Regions from separate parts of the Mus musculus genome. Here region 1 is linked to region 2. A link is a loop called in an ENCODE intact Hi-C map of the cell type or tissue named here. Cell type or tissue: gastrocnemius. All regions are shown on one strand. Links, peaks and the distances in the headings refer to the core of each region. The heading gives the core; the rest is flanking DNA. Region 1 holds the start of 4930546K05Rik (RIKEN cDNA 4930546K05 gene). Region 2 overlaps Sorl1 (sortilin-related receptor, LDLR class A repeats-containing).

What was found. Hi-C counts contacts between places; a loop is a spot of excess contacts. Peaks named below come from ENCODE experiments on the same cell type or tissue, not always from the same donor. Only the 100,000 strongest peaks of a DNase experiment are listed, where the experiment ranks them.
Region 1: it touches region 2 in a loop (2.6-fold over the local background); 2 of 42 quality-filtered maps call a loop at or near these places.

What each region holds. Positions count from the first base shown.
Region 1 is chr9:42,204,795-42,215,128 of GRCm38, reverse strand. It overlaps 4930546K05Rik (RIKEN cDNA 4930546K05 gene), which reads left to right and starts at 5,898. Exons shown (of 7, transcript NR_040754.1): 1 at 5,898-5,976; 2 at 9,395-9,514. In gastrocnemius, for the core only: a CTCF peak has its summit at 6,475; a DNase peak (open chromatin) is centred at 6,495; H3K27ac peaks cover 1,155 bases.
Region 2 is chr9:42,050,385-42,060,718 of GRCm38, reverse strand. It overlaps Sorl1 (sortilin-related receptor, LDLR class A repeats-containing), which reads left to right. Exons shown (of 48, transcript NM_011436.4): 12 at 3,360-3,448. Among named protein-coding and RNA genes, the nearest start is that of Gm16214, 33 kb to the right of the region's middle. In gastrocnemius, for the core only: a CTCF peak has its summit at 5,538; DNase peaks (open chromatin) are centred at 5,096, 5,566, 5,800 and 6,105; H3K27ac peaks cover 2,072 bases.

The DNA.
Region 1 (10,334 bases), core at 1,602-9,601, 150 kb before region 2:
GCAACCAGTGACTGTCTAAGTCATATGGGCCACCCCTTTCTTCCTTCCTTCCTTCCTTCCTTCCTTCCTTCCTTCCTTCCTTCCTTCCTTCCTTCCTTCCTTCCTCTCTCTCTCTCTCTCTCTCTCTCTCTCTCTCTCTCTCTCCCTCTCTCTCTCTTTCTCTCTCTCTCTCTCTCTCTCTCTCTCCCTCTCTCTCTCTCTCTCTCTCTCTCTCTCTCTCTCTCTCCTTCCTTCCTTCCTTCTTTTCTTATTAAATCAGTTGAGCTGTATTTTTGGAGTATTCAAATTAGGGTTCTGGCCAGCATAAGGATCCAGTCTGTTGCTACCGTACATCTTTGCCAAGGTGAGATCTTCCAAGTGAAAAGAATAACACAAATATCATCCAATGAGAAATGAAGGTAAAGATATGGACACTGTGGGAGAAAGAATGTACCCATTGTCTGCGTCTCTAGCCTATTTGGATGACTCCCTCGAGCACTGTGGGAACCCTTGGGCCTAGGCTCAGGATCAACCTGGGTAAACTTTTGAAAAATCATGGAAAGGAAGACAAGACATTGAGAGATCCTGTCCCAATTTCTAGAATGGAAAAAAGAATGGCTTTGTGAAACCATGCCCTAAAAAGGAACCCCAGCCCTGCTATGGAAACTATAAACATTTGTGTATTGGACATGTGACCCCCCTGCAAAGCCCAGAGGTTAATGGTGTTCTAAGGTGAGGCTCTTAGGAGTCAGTTAGGAGTAGATGAAGTCATAATGGTGGAGATCACATGATGAAACCGGTAGCTGAGAAGAAGAGAAGCCAATCTGGTATCCTGGTACTATCTTGCCATGTGATACTTTCAGTCACATTATGATGTGGCAAGTAGGCCCTTGACAGGCAACAAGCAGATAACAGCAGCACACTCTTGGGTTTCCTAGAAATTGGAGCCACATAAATCTCAATTCTTTACAAATTACAGTCTCAAGTATTTTGTTATAGTGACTGAAAATAGGAAAAGACAAATCCCCCATCAAAATTCCAGAATTGCTTAGTAAACAGCTGGATGTGGATACTTCCAAAACTAGATGCAGTTGTCACCCCCAAATTATTGTGGTTTTATATAAGTCAAAGCAAATACAATCAGCAACATTTCTTGAGTCCTTACAATGCCCACATGTCTTTCTTTATTGGTCATCAGGCTTGAAGCCAAGTGTCTTTCCTGCTGGTCATCTTGCTGGCCCTACATCAGTATTTCTCTAGTATGCAAACCACCTGCACCAGGAAGTGCTTTGCTACTGTGCACATAAGAAGGCTGGAGGACAGAGAGCAGGTCTTGGAGATCCATCTCACACCGTTACTTCTTGCTTCTCTCTATTAAGCTCAGAATGTATAGCCTCAGGTCTGGACCATTTAAAGCTGATAAAGTCCCTTGCTCTCCTAGTCTTTGGAGGTGATCATTTGAGGTGGTAAGCTACAATTATAGTTACCAGTTATGATCAGGACTCACCCTGATCACTGGGCAGCTGGCCACTTTGAGAACTCCTTGAATTCAGAGTCTCAGCCTAATGTCTTTTCAGCTCTCTATTCTCTCCTGAATGTCCTGCTTCTGTGTAAGATCATATTCTCATCTATAGACTACTTTGCTGAAATAACTTTGGAAAACACTAATCGGGGATTCTGAAACACATTTAGGCATTGATTTGACTTGACAGATAATATGACAGAACATCATTGATACTACAATACAGGTTCTTGGGTCTCATCCCAGTGTTCTCCAGCTGTTGTCCAATAACAAAACTGACTTCCTGGCAAACAGATGAGCTCTTCATCCCTGGAAACATTTTTGTACTGGCTGGGTGACCAGATTTCTGCAAAGTCAATAGAGAATCCTTTGTTGGTAGCCAGTTTGAATTATCATAATGATTTTTTTTTTAAAAACCCTCTCTAGTATGACTTCTAAAACTGTTTCTGGTTTATGAATAGAAGTTAGAATTTTTTCCTTGAATTCTTTGTGTTTGCTGTTAATGGACTGAAGCAGCAATATGAGTCCAGGTACTGAACTGAGTGGTAGTATCTTGTAGTACCCAGAAATACTTAATACTTGACTGTCCCACTAATATTTCTATTACTTTAACAGGAGTACAACTTCGTGGTAATTATGCATTGGTTCTGATATTCTTCCCAGACAGAAGAAATCAATATAACCAATTATAGAATGGGGGGGGGGGCACGGACAATGACAAAGATAATTCAAGTTCATCTTTTGATTGAGGAGATAATACATTCTTACATTTGAATATGGAACACCCATTGATTTATTATAAACCACAAATGAAACTTAATTAGCAAAAGCTAGCTCAGCAGTAGTTAGAACACTCTCCAGACTCCCCTCTCCTTCTCTCTATCTTGAGTTTTTTTCCTCCTTACTCCATGTCAGTCACAGATAGCATAGATGTTACGATTGAACATGTCAGCCCCTGTCCCTCTGCCTCGCCCCATGTAGGATCTAATTATACACACTCAGTCCTGTTTGCTGGGCAGCCAGTCCTGACTAATTGGTGTAGGCATTTGTCCCCTTGCTCAGGCATTGTTTGTTGAGTCCTTTATTTTAAACCTGGGCTCTGCAACAGAACTAGAAATGGGAAGATTGTAGCTCGTCCTCAGCCAGAGAGTCAAACGGGATCCTAGCAATTGAGTGGCATTTATAAACTCAGGGTCTGATTCTTTATTCTTTTTTATATCCACTGTGCCATAACCCTAACCACACAGACTCAAGCCATTCAGTGGGACTGATTCCTCCATTTCTCAATGGTTCTTTGGCCTCAGCCCTGGGATTGCAGACCTCCTTCAGCCCCATGTCCCTTTGTTGAAGCCCTACTAACCACTCCCATTCTAGTCTCGTGGCTATAATAAGATGGAGCTAAGAGCATCCCTTATCCTCTCTAGACCTCCACACACCCCCATGCTGATTTCTGGCTATTCTTTCCTTAGGGAGAGATTCTCAACGGTGGCTCCTCATCAGAATGGTCTTTACTAGCTACTCAATCAATTTACCAAAATTTCTAAGGAAGCCTGGTGTGCATACCTGTTAAACAGGTTAGTTTTTATTGTCAAGTTAACTCCACAGATAAAACACACACACACACACAGAGTTGTTCCTTTTCAACTTGCCTTCTTGGCACAGTTGCTGGGTGCTACTATCTCTCGCCTGGAAAAGCATGCCCTTATCAGTACTCTTTGCTCCATACCTCCCATCTTCCCTAAACTTCAGTAACTAGTCCCATCTAGCTCCTGCCAAACATCCCTGGCCACCCACCTGTAGTAGATGCCACAGGCCGAAGCTCCTCACAAGACCCCACATGGTTGCTGGGATCCTCTACGGCTTTTCTTTGGTTGATAATTGATGTAGGTCCCAGCCTACTCTATAGGTCGTGCTACACTTGCACGGAATGGTCTTGGGCTGTATACGAAACCTAACTAATCATGAGCCTGGGGGAATCAAGCTAGTGCAACATTCTCCGTGGTTTTTACTTTAGGTTCCTATGTTGAGTTCCTGCCTTGACTTTCGTCCGTGATGGGCTTTTGGTGAGAATGTTTCATCACAGCAACAGAAAGCAAAATCAAATGCCTGTCATCCCAGACCTTGGTAGGCTGTGAGGCTAGAGGGACATGGGTGAGGTCATTCGGGCCTACACGTTAATTCCAGGCCAGCTCAGTCTGTTGTGGGAAATCCTGTCTTGAAAACAAGTGTTTCTCTGAAGGTCATCAGCGCCACTGCATTCGCCTGAACTCCTTGCGATACCCACATTACTTCGAGTTAAGCTCAAATGATTATAACTCCCCAGCCCCAGAAGATGTGTTGGATTCCTAAACCAAATCTACAGTATCTCAAAATGTGACCTCATTTGGAGATATGCTCAGTACAGGTATAATTAGTTAAGGTGAAGTCATAGGCCAGCACAGCAAGTCCTTCATCCAGTAAAACTGATGTTACTCCAAGAAGGGGGAGAGGTGGACACGAGCCAGATAAACAGTGGGGAGGATGTGAAGGCAGACAGTGAGACAATGGTTAAGAGCACTGACTACTCTTCCAGAGGCCCTGAGTTCAATTCCCAGCAACCACACGGTGGCTCACAACCATCTGTCATGGGGGGTCTGATGCCCTCTCTGGTGTGTCTGAAAGACAGTGTACTCCCATTCATAAAATAATAAATGTTAAAAACAAAGCCACCACCTAGCTGGTGGTGTTTTGTTATAGCTGCCTAGGAAAGGCATACATGTGCCACATGGCTGCTTCCCTGCCGTGCATTACATTTAGGAAATCCAAAGGAGGAGGCTGGGGACCACAGCCCTACTGTGCTCTGAAATATTGATACAGCATGCAGGCCCCAAGAGCCTGCAGCTACGTTATCTCACCCCCCACCCCCACCCCCACTTCTGAGCTGCTCTCTCTCACTCCAGCTCACTCTCCTTCCCATTTGATTTGACACCAGCAGAGACTTTCTGTCTTCTTAGCTAACATCTTTCTGGAGACATAAAGAAAAGCAACTACTTCTATGTACAAGATTTGTTCTCCTCCCATCTTCAGGTTTATAGGCTGCACAGACAGGAAGCAGAAAGAAAGAAAGAAAAAAAAAAAACCAAACCAGTCAGCTAACAAGCCATCGATCACTATCCAGGATAATGGATGCTCGCTCTCTACAGTACATTTGCTTTTCGGCTGTTTATCTCCCAGCACTGCTGATCCATGCCTCTCTCTCACCTTGTGAAAATAGATACAGAGATAAACTGTTGCTTCTGGACTGAGCAAAATTAATTTGCCTACAGGGAAAATGGACCTAACACCAGGACTTCAAAGAACAAGTTAAGGTAGGCCACTAACTCACAAAGCTCAGACAAAGTCCAAATCCTCTGTTGCTAGTGCAGAAACCAGAGGCAGGTCTACAGAAAAACAAAAGAATTTCATTATAAAGTGGCAAACAGGATGCGTCTGGAAACAAGGGCCGGAGGCAGGAGAGTAGAAGCAGAAGGAGAGAGTCTGCTTCTGACTCATCTCTGTGTCTATCTTTGTAACTCGCCTCTTTTCTATCTGAAGACCTGATCTGTAACTGGCTCACAAATTCACACGTTAGTGGTCCAGCCGTCAGGCTCTGTTCCCTGAGAAGGGACTCTGATCCCATCTTGCTCTTCGGCAGTAGGTATAGGAGGGTGAAGGGAGGCCAGTAGTGGGTGGCCATGCAGAGATATGGCTGTAAGTGGTAGTGTAAGGGAAAGTGGGCCAGCCAAACAAACAGCGCCAAGTATGTGGTTCATTCAACTATGGTTCTAGAATGGTACTTTCACAAGCTGCTTGAATGAACCACATGGATGTGACAGGGGTGCCAAGAGAGGAGTGGAAAGATACCACAAAGTGACTCATTCCATGTTCTCGTTCGGTGAGATGACAAAGTCCCAGAGCTAAGAGACCTGTTTACTTAGAATCACCCTCCTGGCTGCTCAGGCCCTTGGGATAAGTTCTTTATTTGGGCAAACCTCTCAGTCTTTTAAGCAGTTAGGCTCCTGCTAACACCAAGAGCTACCATATTGGTAAGTTTTCTTGTTGCTGCAACAAAGTTACCGAAAAAGCAAGGTGAAGGGTTTCTTCTGAATAACAGTTTCAGGCAGGTCTATCACGCTGTCTATCATGCTGGAGGAACCTGGTGGTCATGGTGACCAGATTGTAGATCCAGTGTGGAAGCAGAGACAGGTGAACGCTGATGAGCAGCTAGCTAGCTCCCCACTTCTATAGGACTCCAGGAAATGGAACTGCCTGCATCTACGGGGAAACTTGCTACCTCAACCTAATCTATTACAATCCCCCCCTCCCCCGACACACCTAGAAGTGTGTTTCCATGGTGATTCTAGATCTAGTTAAGTCAACAAAACCTCTCAGCCTCAGTGCTCACTGAAAATGTGTCAAGAAGAGCCCCTAACTGGGCCCTATGACTGGAGCTGAAGGTGGGTTAGAGACAGGAAATGGTTCTTCTGACTCAAAAGATGATTGCTTCCAGGGGTAGATTAATTTCCAAATGCTTCCTAACTATGTCTTTCTAGAAACTACAGTACCTAGTATAAGCATTCAATTTATTATATAAAATGATCTGCATTCAGATCCTGGCCTCATACTAACGAGAGGTTGTTTACCTTTCTAACCCATAGCTTTCTTATCTGTGATGGGCTCTAATGCTCACCTCCCCACAGAACTGCTATGTAGTATGCTATGATTCGCATGTGCAATGTCTTCCCCAGGCCCACTTCTCTAAGCAGCAGAACTATTGTGGAAGACTGTGGAACCTTAGAGGGTGGAGCCAAACTTCAGGAAGTGAGTCACTTGGAGTGGGCCTTTGAAGGTTAGGCCTGGCTTGTTCTACCATGAGTTCTGCCTTCTAATCCTCCCGGATGTGGAGAGCCCCACCACATGCTCCCACCGACACAGACTGAGCGTTTCTTCCTTGGCTTCCCCACTGTGGGGCGCTAAAACTCTCAGGAATCCTGAGCTCAAGCAAACCTTGCCTTCCTTGGGCAGTTTCTGTCCAGTATCACAGTCACAGCAGTGCAACAGTCACTGACATGGAGAAAATGAGACCTCAGCACAGTGTCTGGCTCCACACTCACCGGTAGCTGCCTAATGGCTTCCCTGAAGCCCAGTCATTCATTTCTTCTCTGACTCTACTTTCTGAGGTAGAGAGGGTACCCCAGAACACAAATCCCCAAAGCTGACGCACAGTCGTGTTTAGAAGAAGATACCCCTCACATCAACACTAGGTTTAAGAAGAACATTTGCTTCTAAGGTTGGCTCCCTGTAACTGGAGCCACCATGAAGTCCTATCATCATGTACCACCTGTGACAATGACCTCTACAGACAAGCTATGGAGACATATATATACATATGCACATATATGCACATAAACATATACACACACATACACATACAGTTACATATAAACATATAGCCACATATACATGTATATACACATATACACATAAACATATATACACATACACACATACATATGCATATACAGTTACATATCCAAATATAGCCATATATACATATAGATGCACATGCACATATACACACCTATACAGACACATATATACACATAAACATACACACATATGTATATACATACACACATAAACACACATGCATATACACACATATACACATATATACATACATACACACATATACACATAAACATATACATACATATATACATACATATACATATTGCATAAGGCTAGGGAAGACATTTAGGAGGCTCTTGAAGGAAAATATAGGAAAGCAAAATATTATTAGCATTCTAGTAAATCAATCACAGATGGTCTTCAAAATTAATACAAAAGCAGACTGCTCATTTTCAGTGAGTGCCCACCTTTTTAAAAATAACCTGAAAGTGTCCCGAGACCACCATCCACAAGAGTGAGCAGATACCCACCAGTTCAGCTGAAATTGTAAAAGAGAAAAAGAAAGAACAGAAACGGGTCTTTATTCTTTCCCTTGTGCTTGACAACAGAGTTGATGAAATCGCAGATGATGATCTCCTGGGATGTGGACTGTGGGTCCTTCTCCATCCCTGGAAATGCAGCTGGTCCGTGTGGCTGTTCTGTACTCAGAGGAAAGCTGTGTACTCAGATCCAGGGTGCCACTGTCACCCGAAGACCCCTGAGCCACCTTCCCAATCCTGCCTCCTGTAACCAGTGGCTCTTTCCACTAGAATTCTGTTTATGGTATAATTAATGAAAGCTAATGGCCCTTGCAGATACTTTGCCAGAGAGCCCCAAATTTAAACTCACACTGCTGATTAAGATGGGCTCTTCTCGTCTACTCTTCAGTGCCCAGCTCTGTAAAGCATTTTTAAAGCTTATAGGGCCTCCGAGAGCATCCTCAGTTATTAATCTCAGCATCAGCTCATTCTCTCTCAACCAATACTCCTTTAGAAAGCACACCGAAGGCCAAGCAAGGGGAAAGAGAGCCACTCTGTGTTCTCTTTCTTTATGGAGCAGGCTTCATGCCTGCTTCCTCCTACAGGGAGAAGTCAGCTGAGAGCTGCTGGCTGCATTGCCTAGGCCCCAAGTGTGTGCCTGCTCAGCTTCTAACACACAGTTAAAAATCATGGCTCATGCTTCACAAACATAAATATTTCAAAACCTCTTGCCTTGTAGCCTGCCAGATGGCTGTATCTCACACTTCCAATGTGACAGACTCCAAAAACCTCAAGGACTCAAGTTTGGGCTGGGGTTTATGATCCTGCAGTGGGGGTTAAGGGGGTGGACAGGGAATACAGCAGAGATCTGTCCAAATTAGAAAGAAAAACAAGTGGAAAAAAGCCTTGCGTCATTTGAGTAGAAGAATCTGCTCTAATGCGAGTTGTTTGCAGATAACACAATATAAAAAAATCCCAGTTAGCCAGTGTGGTTTTGTGTTACGTTTTCCTGGGAAGGCACAATGAATGTCCAGTCACCATAGATGGATGTGAGCAATAAATCAAAGTGTGACTTACCCAAGGCCAACTGAGTGAGACCAATGAGCTTTCTTATAGAGCCATGTGAGGGGTTACAGGAGCATGGTGACACCAGAACACCTTCAGGACCACCGAGTTCCAATCCATTGCAGTTAACCATATGTGTGTGTATATATATATATGTATATATGTGTGTGTGTATGTATATATATATGTTAGCATCTCCCAGGCTCAGTAGCAGCTGGAGAAGGAGGGCTCTCCGGTGATGGTCCCAAACCCTCCCTTCCACCACATAGCAAGCGTCTATAGCTCCATGGCCATTACCACAGACCTGGCTAGTGTTATATTGATCTGTTTTCATAGCTACCAGGGGCAAAGCCCAAGATAGCATTATGGTCCTTGGGAAAAGGTACCATACAACACATAGCCAGCAAACATTTTTCTTAAGGGCCTAGGGAGAAAGCTCATTGAATAAAGTGCTTACCTTGCAGGTTTAAACAGCACAGTTTGGATCCCCTGAACTGGGCATAGCAGCCTACCTGCAATCCCGGTTCTTAGGAGGGGAAGGCAGAGTATCCTGGGGAAAGCTGGCTAGGTAGCTGACCAAGTTTGTGAGGTTCAAGGAGGGATCCTGCTCCAATAAATAAAATGGAGAGTGAAGAAGATACTTAGTGTCAAACACTAGACTCCGAACACATATGTACACATGAGCATGGGGACTCACATGCAAACATGCATGCATAAAAAAAACTGTCATGTTTCTCAACTTCTGCACCAGTAGAATTCTCAAGTTCTACACCTACTCCTGCACGTAATCCCTCACATACGCTTTGTAAGAAAGCTCAACTGAACTCATTGGTCTCTTTCAGTTGAACTTTGGGGAGTCATACTTTGGTATCTCTTACAGGGGCAGACTTAAAGAACAGTCTCTTTGAGATGCAGACACTTTTGGATTCCATCCTGTTAGACAAGCTGCACACAACAGAATGACCAAGGGCGAGACCGAGAGACCAGGGAAACCGCTCAGGTTTGTTCATTTCCCTCAGGCCTGTGTTGACTGCTGCAAAGGGCATAGGATGGGGAGATAATTTGAGTTTCTGCTATCTTTATTTTTAGTATTTCTATCATCATATAAGTAATAGATATTCATCAAAAAAAGATTAGGAAGCAAGAATAAAGAAAACAAACCAAAGGTCACACACACCCACACACACATACACAAAATTTCATAACACAGAGAAGATCTTTGCTAACATTATTTCAGTGCATATCTTCCTGACTGTCTGTGTAACTATACGTAGCACGTGCCAGCCCTCCTCTGCACTATAGCAGAACACTGACTTCCATGGTATCTACTTTATTCTAGGGACTAAGGGTGGTCAGGAGGTTATCAGAATCCTGCAGGAGGGTGTGTAAGTCCTGTGCAAAACTCTCTGTGTTCAGGACAGTATTTTCCATGAAGAGCCAGATGTGCCTCAAGTGTCCCTAGCTTCCTCTGTCTTTTTCTCCCCGTCTCCACATCCCCTCCTTTCCCAGCTACCTCTCTTTCCCCCCCCACTACCTCTGCCTTTTGGCCCTCCCTCCCTCCTTTCCTCCCTTTCTTTCCTCCCTTTCTTTCCTCCCTTTCTTTCCTCTCTTTCTCTCTTTCTTTTCTTCCTTCCTTCCTTCCTTTCTCCCTTCCTTCCTTCCTTCCTTCCTTTCTTTCTTTCTTTCTTTCTTTCTTTCTTTCTTTCTTTCTTTCTTTCTTTCTTTCTTTCTTTCTTTCTTTCTTCCTTCCTTCTTTCTTCCTTTCTTCCTTTCTCACACAATCTCCCTCCCTCTCTTTCTCCCTTCCTTCCTTCCTTCCT
Region 2 (10,334 bases), core at 706-8,705:
TCAGAGATCTACTTGTCTCCAACTCCTGAGTGCTGCGATTAAAGACATGTGCCCCCATGCCTGGATTTTTATGCTAATAAATAACAATGCTTTCTGCATTCTCCGACTTTGTCAAAGTCCTGGATTCTTTCTTAGTTACTGTGTATGTGCATTTATTATAAACAATCATACCAAACGCAAAAGGAGGCAGTTCCTTCCTGGTCTTTTATGAAACCATTTCTTCTTCTTCTTGCTGTTCCTCCCCCCTGCATTGCACTGCTCTCCTAGTCCTCTCCTTCCTCTTACTGTGGTGACTTTGATCTCCAGACACTGTTGAGTAGATGCAGGAGGAGTGAGCATTCCAATTTGTTCTTTGTCTGGAGGATAAACATTTTAGTCTCCTTATTTTATTTTATTTTTTTAAAGACAGAGTCTCTCTTTGTAATTTAGGAAAGCTAGTCGTGTTCTCAGCCTCATGAATTAAACAATATGCTTTTGGTTGTATGTGGTGTATATGCATACATATATGTATATGTATTCCATCAGCCTGGAGAAAAATCCCGTTGGTCTTAGGTTATTGATAACTCTTAAAAAATCACATCCAGGTATTGATTTTTGTTAAATGAAACTTCTATATCAATGTAATGATATAGATTTTCTTTATTCAGTTACTATGATGGGTTGTATTACTTGGCTCTTGAATATTAAGCTAACTTTCAGTTACAGAATAAGTCCCACTTGGTCATGGTATGCTGTTCTATTTATATATAACTAGGTTTGATGTGCTAAAAATGATAGGGTTCTCTTTGTGAGAAATACTAGTATATGATAGCCTATTTTCAATGTCTTTGGTAAGTTTCAGTATTGGGATCTGGGTAGTCTCAGAAAGTAAGACTAGACTGTTGTGCATCTCCCTTCCTTTGCTTCTGACTGTCTATGCTAAAGTTGGTGCTATGTCTACTGTAATTCACCACTGGGCTGGGAATTTTCTCCTTAGAATATTTTTTTTTTTGGCAAGAAATTCAATTTTTCCAGTTGGTGTATAATTAAGATTTTCAAATTTAGTGAATTTTTCTTGCTATCTTCTTAATATCTGTAGAAGCTTTAGAGATAATTTCATTCCTGGTAGGAATGACTTGATTGTTTTCTCTACTATATTATTAAAATTTTCCTTATTTGTGTGCTCTTTCTGTGTTTCGATAGCTATTTTATTTTAGATGCTTCCTAAGTCTATACATGTAAGGCTTTAAAATTTCTTTTGGATACATCTGTTACTGTCCATTTACTTACTATTTATCTGTGTCTTTGTTTAAAGGATTTTAGGTATGAGACATTTACATCCTTGCTCTTTTGTAAATTATTACTATTATTTTACTTTTGGGGGGAGCTGGGTAGGTGCATGTGGAGGTCAGAATACATGTGGGAACTGTCCCTCTCCTTCCACCATCTGAGTCCTGGGAGCAGACCCAGGTTGTTAGGCCTGGAGGCAAGCGGCCTGACCACTGGACCATCTCACTGACCCCGGGCTTTGCTTGGGCACTGTTATTTATTGGAATTAAGCCTTGTCTTAGTCAGGGTTTCTATTCCTGCACAAACATCATGACCAAGAAGCAGTTGGGGAGGAAAGGGTTTATTCAGATTACACTTCCACACTGCTGTTCATCACCAAGGAAGTCAGGACTGGAACTTAAGCAGGCCAGGAAGCAGGAGCTGATGCAGAGGCCATGGAGGGATGTTCTTTACTGGCTTGCTTCCCCTAGCTTGCTCAGCCTGCTCTCTTATAGAACCCAAGATTGCCAGCCCAGAGATGGTCCCACCCACAAGGGGCCTTTCCCCCTTGATCACTAATTGAGAAAATACCCCACAGCTGGATCTCATGGAGGCACTTCCCCAACTGAAACTCCTTTCTCTGTGATAACCCCAGCCTGTGTCAAGTTGACACATAAAACCAGCCAGTACAAGGCTTTAATGTAATACTTTTTAAAATTTATTTCCTCTGTGTCCATTCTTCTCTATCTCTTTTTGCATCTCCTTTTGCGTTATTTAGATTTTTGTTTTTTGACAGTACTGAGCGTTGAACCCAATGCCTTGTACATTCTTGTTGGGTGCTCTACCCTTAAGCTCCCTCCTTAGCCACCAGATATATTAGACTCTGTCTTTGTGTATTTCTCTCCTCTTTTCTTTTCTTTCATTGGGTTCTCTGAGGATTAGAGCATGCATATCTAGTCTTTCATAGTCTTCACTTGTATATAAAATACAGAACATTTGTATCATATGGGTCTGTGTTCTCTCCCTGACCTTTCTGCTCTTGTTGTATCTTGTCTACATACTTAGAAAACACTCATTTATTTTTGCTTAAATTCTAATACTGATTTTAAATAATAGTAAATAAACAGTTTTGAATCCCCCCCACCCCAGGTTTGCCATTTCTCCTGTTTGTCTCTGGTTCCTGATGATCCCTGGGTAGATGACCTTAAGCATTTCCTGCAGAGCCACTGCCTGTGAGGGCCCTCTGGCCACTTGGCTCCCTTGGCTTTCCTTTGTTTGAGAACCCTCCATTTCTCCTTGATTCCCAGGCATTGTGCTTCTTCTGTTGCTGAAATCTCGGTGTGTGGTCATCTGGGTTAAAAGGACTTTGGATAAGTTTTTTTGGGGCTCTGTTTCCCCAGGTTCACGTGAACAACCTGTGGTGGCTACTTCAGTTATGTCATCTGCACACGTAGTGGCCCATTTTTATAGAAGCAAATTTGTTCACGTGTGTGTATTACATCAATTCTCTTTAGGTTCTATCAAGATCCCTCATTCAAATGCAGCTTGGGGCTTAGGTAGAGAGGTACATTCCATTTAAGGGATTTAAGGGATACATGCTCTGGGATTCCTCCCATACTTCCCCAGCCTGCAAGGGCTCATTTGCCAGTTCCTTTTGTAGAAAGAGTTTCTGTGGAAGTTTGAGCTCCCTGGCTGGAGCTGAGGCGCTCCATCAAGGCCTTCCCTTGAGGCACCTCTGTATCAGAAAACTGTGTGGGTCGCTTCTCGAGGCACCAAGTCCCCTCGTACAGCCCTCAGAGAGCTGACTTTGTTGTAGTAGAACAGCAGCTCTGGTTGCTTGGTTTTTTATTTTGCGGCATGCGGATGAAGCCTAAGACTTCAGGCATGTTAGGCAAGTGAAGAGTGCTCTCCGGCTGAGGTAGCCTATACTCTGGAGTGTGAGAACTTAGCTTTCTCCAACTCCAGGATTGTGAAAGAGAGGATGGACAAGAACCTGTTCTGAGAACTGGAAGCTGTCCTTGGGGTGGTGTGTGTTGGGGGAGGGGGAGGGCACCATTCCTACGTTTATCTCTACAGCAGCTCATCACCTCTGGCTTGTTTTCCTTAATCAGGCTCTTCCCGGACCTCATTACTATACTTGGGGTGACCATGGAGGCATCATCATGGCGATTGCCCAGGGCATGGAGACCAACGAGCTGAAGTAAGTGCTTCTGGTTACCTCCCCTCTTCCTCCTCCTTCTCTTCTTCTTAAAAGAGATCTTTTCTACCCTTCTCTCTCTACTTCTTCCTTTAAAAAAACAAAAACAAAAACAAAAACCCAAGGTCTCTCACTGTGTAGCCCATGCTGTCTTGAAACTTAACAGTGTAGCTCCAATTGGTGTAGAATTTGCCAATCCCGCCGGGCAGTGTTGGCGCGTGCCTTTAATCCCAGCACTTGGGAGGCAGAGGCAGGCAGATTTCTGAGTTCGAGGCCAGCCTGGTCTATGGAGTGAGTTCCAGGACAGCCAGGGCTACACAGAGAAACCCTGTCTCGAAAAACAAAGAAAAAACAACAAAAGAATTTGCCAATCCCCCTGCCTCAGCCTCCCAAGTACTAAGATTACAGGCATCAGTTGCTGTGCCTGGCTTATTTCTCTTCTTTGGACATCAACCTGTCCTCTCACACTGGTGTCGTCTGTGGTGACCTTTGGATGCTTCTGGAGCGCTACGTTCAGGTCAGAGAGCTGAGACCTCTGGAAATCACTTAAGCTTGTTATGTCTGTGACATAACTATTTCCTTCTGTTTTAGAGGGCATTGGGAGAAACAAACAAGTGAACTAATATTTATTTCTTTGAATAAAAACTATCATCTTTCTTTTAATTACTCGTTCAAGGTTAACATATAAAGAAACTCATTATGGTAATTTTATTTACTTTTTAGCATATATGACATTATTATTATTATTATTACTCAGCTATCCACGTCCTACTGCCCTGCCTGCTGTCCCCTTCTCCATCCTTCCTGCTTCTCTTCCTTCCCCAAGACAATTCCTCCTGCTTCCTTATCACATGTAACTAGAGAGTTTTGAACATGTCTTTGCTTTTAAAAGTGTTGTTTCCAAAGGTTTGTGCATAAGACAACTAATAGTTAAAATGACAAAAATTAACGACAGGCAAATAGTGGTTGTAGAATGCACACCACTTGCCAGGTGACTTCTGCTGTGCTAAATTTAGTCTTAGGGGTTGTCCTAGATGGAACTGGAAGAGATGCTAGGGTTAAATGCTTCATCTTACAAACGGAGAAGCTGAGGCTCAGGAAGAAGTAACCATCAGCTTGTAGAGTCATTTTTGAGAGTTAGTCTTGGATTATGTCTAAGAAAAAACAAACAAACAAACAAACAAAACCAAAGTGTTGGGAGTTTGTAGATTTTCTCCCCTCGAGGTTTGATTTTATCCAGCATAATTTCTTGGCTTCCCTTCACGAAGCTATCGAACCAGAGTTACCGATGGAAAAGACAGACTGACCCTCATCTCTGTTCGTGTTAGGCTTGAACCCTTTAGCTGGGTGATCGCGGGAGGCAGAGAGGGCTTCTGTAATCACACTGTGTGGTGGGAAGAAGCAGGCTTCCCCTACTTTTGCTCCCATTAGAACTGGCCGGGGGCAAGACGTGGGTGCTTTGAAAAGGGGATTTTAACAGCTGGTTTCCCACTTTGCTTAACTGGGCATGTACTGAGCCTTGAAGAGGTAGAGAGGCAAAGGTCTGGTCTTGGCTTTCCACTTGGCTGCTCTTGGCCTTGGGTGGCATGGGGCAGCTGCTTCCCCAGAGCCTAGAGGCAGGGGAGGTTGTGTCTGTAGATGACACCCGCATCCCTGTTCAGATTAGCTTTTGCTCAGAGGATAATATTCACAGAGCCTGCTTCCCCCGGATCTGCTGGTGTTTGCTTGTCTAGTCATTTAACTTACACCACACACACTGAGCAAGTGGTACTTATGCCAGGTACTGTGGGTCTAAAGATGAATAGGATGCTCTGGTCGCCTCCTACCCCCACGAGAGCTTCACCCTCTGGCTGTAAGGTAGGTGAGGAGGTAATTGTGGTGGTTAGTAAACTGCTATGTGAGGAAAGCATATAGGATCCGGGGCTTGGTGTCCTGGGCATAGATTTCATTCTTTGGATAGTTTTAGTTTTCAGATTTGGGAGTCGGTTCTCAATTTTCCTTGTTTAACGTCTCCACAGATTACATTAGCATTCCAAGCTGGCTCCTCTGAAGGAGCGCGTGTGATTTTAGTCCTCTTACACCATCTGTCGGTGCATATGTGCCCAGGGAACTCAGCATCATTCTTCGCTAGCTGTAGCAAAACACGGCCAGGAAAATAAACCTGCTGACGGAAAACCATAATGCCTTCCCTGGGCATTTCATAATGGCTTTGGGGGGTCTGCGGTGGACCTCGTGGGCATGGTGGTGCTCTTCTATGGGCACGGGCTATTTGGAAGTGTCTGCAACACATAGTTCAAGTAAATACAGACTGGCCTCCTTTTGACAGGTACATGTGTCCTAGGAACCAGCTCAGACTTGGCAGGGTTCCATACAGCCACCTGGCGTTTACCAAGTGTGTTGTTCTCAGAGGTGTTTGCTCCTCCTTCCGCTGTTCTAAAAGGCAGAGGAGGAGAGTGGAGGTAGTCCACAGTCTCCAAAGACAAACAGCCATTCCCTGTGCCTTGTAGACTCCAGTGAGGCCATGTGCTAGGCTTTTTGATGGTTGTGAGAAATACACCAAAGAAACAGGGCAAAGCTGGGAGAGTCCGTTTTGAGTTCACAGTGTCGCAGGATTCAGTCCCGCTTGGCTGCTCCATGGCCTTCGGGAAGCTGGGCGGCATTAGCTTGTCAGGGAGCACGTGGCTGAGCAGAGCTACTCAGCAGGGTAGGCCTGCTGACTAGGTGTAGCCTTTCAGGGCGTGCCCTCTACAACCTCTTTCCTGTAACTAAGCCCTACCCACTACTCTCCAACACCTCCCCATAATGTCACCATGGTATGAGCCTATCAGGGGATTAAAGTCAGAGCCCTCATGATATGGCCACCTCTCAGAGACGGGCTCCACCATGAGAGCACAAAGCCTTTCCAGCCATGTTGACAAAACTGGCTTCAGGCTCTGGGCCTCTGACCTCCCTGACCATAGCAACCTCTCTGTCCTTTGAGCCTCAGAATTTTGGGGGGTATCCTATTCATTTAGATTGATTGTGTTCAGACTTCATGTTTTAACTCCATTTCATTCTATGCCTGGATTCTTCAACTCATTAGCAAGGCTTTTGTAGACCCGCATTCCTGTTCTATACAAGTTAGCAGGCACTTAGCAAATATTTGATCTATCAATAAATAGGTCACGCATACTTGGGCATCTGAGATTGCTTTTTTCTTTCTTTCATTTTTTTTTAAACATCCATTTAAAAAGGGGGAAGGGATCTGGGTAGGGTGCTATTTACACAGCTCCAAGGGAGACCGCTGCTGTTGTGTTCTGTGTAAATGACAACCCCTGAGCAGTGGGGGCTTCCTGAATGTGTGCAGCCAGGCAGCCAGAGAGAAGATCTGATCCACCCTCCGTATCTTCCATACGAGGACGTAATATAATTTGTGGGAGTTAGCGCCCACACTGGAACATGAGCAGATTTCTGCTAGGAATCATTTCAGGTCAATTGCACAAACATTTGTTGAACAACTACAGTGAACCAGATGTTGTGCTAGACACCAGTGATGGAGAGGCGAGTGGGGCCTGGTTCAGGATCTGCCTGTGCCCATGGGAACGCTAGGGCGTCGGAGCCAGTTGGAGAGAGAGTGGGAGAAGGAAGGACAGGAGGTTCTGCGTATCTGAAGATGAATAGAATGTGGTCCCTCACCTTTAAGCATTTTGCTTTTTATTTGTAATGTAGGCAAAGAGAGCCAAATAGAGCAGAGTCTTTTGTTTTAATCAGAGGCCTGAGGTTGGGGTATTTGTTTCCCCCACTCCTTGGCGGTTTATTTACTATTTCATGGCATTCATTCTCTGATTAGTACAGCAGCTAAGATCCCTCTGTTTGCCTTCTCCATTGAGACTTTATCATCGGTGTTAAGTAAAACAGAGCAGGAAGGGTAAAGCTTTGCTTTGCTTTGGTTTGCCTTTGCGTCCACTTGTCTGAAGTGTGCAAACAAGAGCCCAAGGGGCTAGGGATTTGCTTTTGCATCCATTCAGCATGCTTGACCAGGAACCTGCCTGGAGGATACCAAGGGGTGGTGTTCATTCTTACGGGTACACAGCGTGCTGCAGAGAAGGGGCCTGACCAGCAAGGAAGGATCCAAGCCGGTTTGTGAGCTGGATCCCGAGGGCCGAGATCAATTTCCGTCTCTTCTTGGCAGTTCGCCTGTCAGTGTGATGAAATGTTGATAGTTACTAACACTTTGGACTTGCCCCAAAGCATCATTTCTGTGAGGAGATCTCCAATTTCACAGGGCTTCCCTCTGGGAATCCCTCAAACTCCTTCAGAGGCCACACACCGCAGCATAGCTGTAGTTATCTTTTCTAGGCGCAGCCTCGTGGTTCCAGAGTATAGGAAACTGCAGTGGATCCTTCCATAGCTTCTACACTCGTGGCTACAGCATCACAGTGAGGCAGCTGCAGAGAGCCATCCCCAACCCAGTCTCACCCTGGGTGGCTTCCTCTGCTCCTGGAGGCAGAAGCAACAGATGTCCTTATCACCTTTTAACTGTTACAGAGACAGTGCAGGGTTTTTTCTTTTTCTTTCCTCCTCCTCCTCCTCCTCCTCCTTCTTTTTTTAAGAGAAACTCAGTGTGGGTTGTTTAATTTCCTGCAGCAAATGTTGATTATTCTGCTTTCAGGTGGTAGAAGAGGTGTGAGGTGCTGGGACAGGGAAATGGGTGGAGATTTTATTATGGATGAGCTGCAGTGTAGAAGACACTCATGGATCTGGTCTTGTAAATACAGCAGAGTAGGGTGTGAGGTCTAGTACAGGGCCTAGTCTGAGCTGGTCTAAGGCAGTGCCAACTGCAGGGTTGGGAAAGGCTTTTCAAAGGAGGTGAAACATGAGGTGAAATTAAAAAGTTGATGTACAGTGCCAGGGTTAGAAAGAGCTCATGGGGCTAGAGAGATGACTCTGTACAGTGCCAGGGTTAGGAAGAGCTCATGGGGCTAGAGAGATGACTCAGTACTTCAGAGAGCTTTTTGTGCTTCCGGAAGACCTGAGTTTAGTTAACAGCATTGCCACCAGGCGCTCACCACTGCCTGTAACCGCAGCTCCAGGGTATCCGATGCCTTCTTCTAGCTTTGGCTGGAGATATGGGGTTGGGGGGGTTGGAGGATAGAGGGGTGGGTGGAGGAGTGGTACCCTTGCATGCTTGGCATACACTCTCACATACACCTACAAAAAGAGACAGAGCTTGAGCTAAGGTGGCAGTGTGACTCTGTGGTCCCTGAGGCCTTCACACATGAATAAAATATGAATGGAATTGAGAGAAGCAGTGGTGAGAAATGAGGCTTGAGGTGGCATTAGACAAGCACCATGGGCCTTTTCCTGACTCTCACTGGAGAGATTTGGTTGTTGTTGTTTTGTTGTTGTTTGTGTTTAAATAAAGTTATTTTTTGTTCTTTGACAATTTCATATATGTGTGTCATGAAGTTTGGCCATTCTTACCACCCTTACACTCACACTCCACCTCCCATTCACATTAAGCTCTTCTTCAACAGATAGTTCTCCTATTGATAGCTAGTTTGCTTGCTTGCTTGCTTGCTTGCTTGCTTGCTTGCTTGCTTTTTTTCTTTCTTTCTTTCTTTCTTTCTTTCTTTCTTTCTTTCTTTCTTTCTTTCTTTCTTTCTTTCTTTCTTTCTTTCTTTCTTTCTTTCTTTCTTTCTTTCTTCCTTCCTTCCTTCCTTCCTTCCTTCCTTCCTTCCTTCCTTTCTTTCCTTTTTTTTTTTTCCTGAGTTCAATTAAGGTTGATATATGACCACGGTTGTGGGACTATTTCTTGCAGCATGGGCAACTTACTAGTGGTGCTATCACTGAAGACAAAATCAACACTCCCTTCTTCAAGCTACCAATTAGCTGCCAATAGCTATTTTCAGAGGGGCGGGGTCCCTCTAGTCCCACCCTCACTTGTGATTGAGACATTGACTGGCCCAGTCTTATGAATGTAACCACAGCAGCTGGGAGTTCATAAGAGAAATGGCCGTGTATATCCAGAAGATAGCATTGCACAGCAGTCACCGCCACCTCTAGCTCCTACCCTCTGTCACTCACTTCTTTGCTATTGTTCCCTGGGCCTTAGAGCAGTGATGTAGATCTTGGGGAGTTGGACACTCTCAGCACTTGGCAACTTGTTAGTCATTGTATTGATTGTTGCAAAGAGAAGTTTTCTGGCCAAGGCTGAGAGCAGCTCTCACTTATGGATATAGACATCGATATTTATAAAGCACGGTGACATCATGGCCATTTAGCAAGACAGCAGCAGGCTTCCCCCTATGGCCTTTGGTATTTGAGCAGGTTTGCCGTAGCAGGCAGGAATCACCTCCCGAGGTCAGGGCCTCAAATCTAATCAGAGAGCAATTGGTTACCTTCATAATAGTCCTGCCATTATTGCACCAGTGGGCGCTTCCTGCCCTGCAGGTTGGAACTGTAGCTTGAAGGGTTCATGGTTGGGTAAGACTGAAACTTTGCTTTTGAGGTCTTTAAGTAGAGGGATGACATGGCTTCCTTTGGAAGAATGAGGGGGATAGATGTATTCCAGAGAAGACTGGAAGTGAAGGCGTGTGGGTTCTTGCTAACTGGATGGTGATTCTACCACTCACAGAAAACAGAGGCATAGGATACATGGGGTGGAGCCAGTCCATGAAGGCAGATTCGGTTAAGGTGAACCAGGTGGCGGTTTCAGGTTCCAAGGTTGAGTACAACAGCAATGTTTGTGCTTCCACCTTCTGCCACCTATGATGGAGAACCTTCTTGTCTTTGAGTAACTATGCCAATGGGGAACTTGCCATTTTCTTCTGGGCAGTTTGATTTATTCTTTTGGTCATTCATGCATTTATTCATTCACTTGGTCATGTATTCATTTGTTCATTGGTGA